Regions from separate parts of the Homo sapiens genome. Here region 1 is linked to region 2. A link is an interaction called in ENCODE POLR2A ChIA-PET data of the cell type or tissue named here. Cell type or tissue: OCI-LY7. All regions are shown on one strand.

Evidence for each region. Peaks named below come from ENCODE experiments on the same cell type or tissue, not always from the same donor. Only the 100,000 strongest peaks of a DNase experiment are listed, where the experiment ranks them.
Region 1: POLR2A ChIA-PET joins it to region 2 with 7 read pairs; 2 of 35 experiments call an interaction of 5 or more read pairs at or near these places.

What each region holds. Positions count from the first base shown.
Region 1 is chr10:33,101,047-33,103,546 of GRCh38, forward strand. The region is part of intron 1 of IATPR (ITGB1 adjacent tumor promoting lncRNA); the gene reads right to left. Among named protein-coding and RNA genes, the nearest start is that of IATPR, 15 kb to the right of the region's middle. In OCI-LY7, no CTCF peak of the experiment used is centred here; a DNase peak (open chromatin) is centred at 1,235; H3K4me3 peaks cover 332 bases; H3K27ac peaks cover 620 bases.
Region 2 is chr10:32,975,474-32,977,973 of GRCh38, forward strand. No RefSeq gene overlaps it. Among named protein-coding and RNA genes, the nearest start is that of ITGB1-DT, 5.8 kb to the right of the region's middle. In OCI-LY7, no CTCF peak of the experiment used is centred here; no DNase peak of the experiment used is centred here.

The DNA.
Region 1 (2,500 bases), 130 kb after region 2:
TCATTTTCTCAGCATAAGGAAATTCCAACAGAATAACTGAGAAGATTGACTCCCTCTTTGTTGCTCCTACAGCCCATCCTGGCAGTCACTACTACTGGAAGGCACTTAGCTAGTCCAGACCAGGACAAGTTCCTCATTGTTCCCAAGATGGCCTCTCACAGGAGACAGTCATTTATGGCCTTTCCTTGAGTCTGGGGCTGACATGCTCATGCTTGTCTATCTTTATGTGGAGAGTTCAATAGCCAATTGTTCCTTGCCAACCAGCTACTGCTCACTAAAGAATCATGGAACAAACACATTTCTATTTTTAATTTCTTATTTAGAAAAAAATAACATAGGGCACCATTATAATCAAATGTAAGTTTCTTTTCTTTCTTTCTTTCTTTTTTTAACAGCAACTTTGTTCTTTTTGCTTTCAACCCTCTTTCCTAGGTATCTAACTACATGGTTGAGTCAAGGTGAACTCTGTATTATTTCATCCTATAGAAACAAGCTGGTTTTCATCACAACTTAGCTGTACATTTTACAGTAAACCTCGGGTTCTAAAACAGGTCTTTCTAAGAAATGAGTAATGGAACAGAGAGAGAAGCTTAAAGGAAAAGCCAGTGTTTGGCTTCCTGAAGGGAGAAAGATTTAACATGACAGGGTGTGAATCCGAGGGAACGCTGGCTAGTAATAAAACTAGGGGCCTGCAGGAAGGAATCTTGGAAGATTTTGAAGGTAAGTTCCAATTAGAGGATAAAAGAAAAGGAAACCTATCGCTAAAACAAGGTTGTGTGATGATATTTGCAGCTGGGAACATGATTAGAATGCAGAGGTGATAATAAAACACAAGTGGGGAAGGGAAACTTTGAAGAACTAAATGAATAAAGAGGCAAGGTAAAATATTTTAAATTATGTTTAATGAGTTTAAGCTAGAACAAGGCAAGAAGCAGAACTGAAATACACTGAGAAAAAAATAAAAAGAACTTAAATAACACTCTTTGCTGTAACGAGGTGGGGGATGAAAAGAGATGAGAGAGTCTTACCCAACAAAGGGCTGCACTTAGGGGAAATCAAGGCACTAGCATCCTATAGGTGGGAGGTAGAAGTGGGTAGGGTGCTCCCCCTCATTCCTGGGCTCCCCTCCATTTTCTGTTAGCTGCTTTTCTCAGTTGCTTATACACATATAAATGCCTCGGGTTGATTTTAGCCCTAGTGTACCTGCATCCTGACTCATGTCATTGTGCGCTGAGGTGTGGCCAGCAGACTAGAGTGCAGGTTAACAACATGGCACCCCGTTGATGGATCACCTACTCTTTCAGTACTTAATCGTACACTGCAGCCTATGCCACATCATTTTTTTTTTTTTTAATGTGGGGTCTTACTCTGTCATCCAGGCTGGAGTGCAGTGGCACGATTTCAGCTCACTATAACCTCTGCCTCCCAGGCTCAAGCAATTCTCCCACCTCAGCCTCCCAAGTAGCTGGGACTACAGGCGTACATCTCCACACCCAGCTAATTTTTGTATTTTTTTGGTAGAGACGGGGTTTCATCACATTGCTCAGGCTGGGCCACTTCATTTTGAAGGTTAATGTGTTTTGTTTTGTCAGCGGGATGATAAGCACTATGACAAGGACTCTAGTTGATTCTTTTTTGCTTTTCTCATGGTACCCAACATAGTGCTATAAAAATAGAAGGTAGACAAGAAATACACACAGGATGGAGAACTCTGTCCCATAGCTGTGGGGGTTTCTGAAAGGCCTTCAGGAAAAAGAGCTTCCAGATGTGGGGGCCATCTTCAGAAATCCTGCAGTCCTCAGGCAAATCTGGATGGTCTTACACGTCCAGGGACTGAAGAGAAGTCAACACGCTTCTATGATTGCTTGCAGTAGTTGCACTTAATCAGCTCTTGAGCTGTTGCTATTCTTCTAAGCAATACAGGGACCGAGGGGCTACCTTGTTTGCTTCTCCCCAGTCATGTACAGTCAGTCGTGCCTCCATATGGATGGATTTACATTGCAGAGGAACTGACAGGGAAGAGTGAGAGTCACAGCTTGATGGAGGTGTTCTGGGGCCATTTATGTAACTCACTTCTCTGTGCCTGGACTCCTAGAAGATGACTTCTAACAGAGTCAGTGTTTTGGATTCAACAGAGATTTTTCACTTTAGCAATTTAGAAAAATAAGTGTTTGGCTCTTCTCAGAGCCAAACATTTATCTGATTAAAGAACATAGAAACATGTGGTTGATTACATATGTTATGTTCAGATATGTGTTCTTTTACATCTAATATTTCAATATTTCTCCATTGTGACCAGGGCCAGCTCCTCTTAGTGATCAATGATTCAGTCCAGGTCTAGGGCTTCATCTTGACCATGAATATTTCGTTCTTGGATATTTTGCTTTCCTCATTCCTGAGCCTCACTGAGCGTTTCCTGTTGTTTTAAGATGAGCTCTTCTCAAACGCTTTATCAGCTCAATGCCTCTCCCAGGTGGTACTGGGCATGCTGTCATTGCTG
Region 2 (2,500 bases):
CCTTGCCCCTTCTGAGTTCCTATTTTCTTACACATTGTTACATTTCTTCTCTGCTATATAAACCCCTAGTTTTAGCCAGTGGGGGAGATGGATTTGAGACTGAGCTTCCATCTCCTTGGCTGCAACACCCGATTAAATCCTTCTTCCTTGGCAACTCTTCTCTCAGTCGTTGGCTTTCTGTGCCCATAGCAGCAGGACCTAGACCAAACCCTTGGTGTTTTGGTTACAATTTCCTATAGAAGTTTTTTCAGGTGCTTCAAATTTGACAGATATTATCTTTCGGATCTTTTTCAGTGTTGTAGTTTTCCCTATCACAGCTGAAAACTTAAATACTATTTATAGCAGGATTCGTTGTTCTCTGATATACTTTACAGAAAATGTTTTTAATACTGATTATTGGGTATAGTTTGATATACACTTAAATTTGGTATGAATCTGGATTCTGAGAACTTTTACTCATGCCTCATGCTGTTTTCATGAGGTGATTTTTTTTTTTTTTTTTTTTTTGAGACAGAGTTTCACTCCTGTCGCCCAGGCTGGAGTGCAATGGCGTGATCTCAGCTCACTGCAACCTCTGCCTCCCGGCTTCAAGCAATTCTCCTGCCTCAGCCTCCCAAGTAGCTGGGATTACAGGTGTGTGCTACCATGCCCGGCTAATTTTTGTATTATTAGTAGAGATGGGGTTTCACCATGTTGACCAGGCTGGTCTCGAACTTCTGACCTCAGGTGATCTGTCCACCTCGACCTCCCAAAGTGCTGGGATTACAGGTGTGAGCCACCACACCCGGCCTATGAGGTGATTTTTGCTGATAATTTTGAGGCTATCACTCAGGGTTAGAGTAATTAGACACACCTTAGTGATATTTGCTATCTTCCTTTTTTATGTTTTGTTGGTGCTTTAGTTGCAGCTCATGCCAAAATCAATTAAATACCATGAGCAGGGAAACCCTTCCTGTTTCATGTCAGCACCATGATTTAAAAACTTAGATGCTCGTACAGCCTTTGTATATTGCCTGAAGGATGCTGACATTCACTGTGATGCAGCTGCACTTCCTGACAACCCATCACTGTCTATTACATGAATCATTCCGATGGGTGTCATTACAGGGCATCACTGTGCCCTCTTCTAGCCTTGTAGGGACCTCTATTCATCTCACTCTAGAAGCCAAATGGATGCCAATGCAGTAATAGCACTGTTATTAAATAGGCTACTTAAGCAGTATTTTCTCAATTTAATTTGACCGTGCTTTACAGGGAGAGTTACAATCCTGAGCCACAATTAAAATCCTGATCATAAGGTACTCACTTTTTTTAGACGGGCATATTAATGTTACTGCTTATTTTTAGTGGCGTTCTAGGGTCATGCATATACTGCGCAAAATAGAACAGCGGGCTGAGAGTTCAGAATGTGCAGGGCTTTGGGATGACTTGTGGCTTGGCCCAGGCTAGTCACTTACCCCTTTTAAGACATCACTGAAAAAAACGGGAGTTCTGGGATATGTCTCCCAAGGGAACAACTGAGCTTCCCAATGGGGTGGGCAGAAAATTAACCTAGGTGGAACTCATCTATGAATACTTGAGTGTCTACTTCTTACAAATCTGTCTCTTTGTCCCTGTTTCTGACATAGGCATCCTAAGGGGCTCTAATTTCTCAGCGTTCACAATATACTAGACACGTAATGTAATAAGCAATCTATTTATATTATTTCACTTGATTTTTGACAACCATCACATGAAATAAATATTAGGATCCAAGATTATAAATTAGGAAACATAGGAAGCAAAAGCTTAGAGTAATGACATTCAAAGTGTGATCTAAAAGCTGTTAACAATCCACAAATTGGGTTCGGTGTATACTGCTCGGGTGATGGGTGCACCAAAATCTCACAAATCACCGTTAAAAAACTTACTCATGGAACCAAATGGCATGCATTCTCTTTCTTTCTTTTTTTTTTTTGAGACGAAGTCTCCCTCTGTCGCCAGGCTGGAGTGCAACGGCGTGATCTCAGCTCACTGCAGCTTCCGACTCCCTGGTTCAAGTGATTCTCCTGCCTTAGCCTCCTGAGTAGCTGGGATTACAGGCATGCACCACCATGCCCAGGTAATTTTTGCATTTTTAGTAGAGACAGGGTTTCACCGTGTTGGCCAGGATGGTCTCGAACTCCTGACCTCATGATCCACCCACCTTGGCCTCCCAAAGTGCTGGGATTACAGGCATGAGCCGCCGCACCCGACCCACCCATTCTATTTCTAAAAAACAAAAGAAAAAAAAAAGCTGTTAACAGTCCACAATGAATTTAGAACAAAACTTGAGAGTATTGAGGAATATTTATAGCAATTTGGCATTGCTAAGATATTTTTATTGCATTTTGCAAAAGTATTGGTCCATAACAGATGGGAAATAGCAAGAAAGGAAGAACAGAAGAAGTGAAGGAAGGAGAAAAAAGCAGGGACAAAGGTTAAAAAAAAAAAAACAAACCCTGATCTTTCACTGTAGACA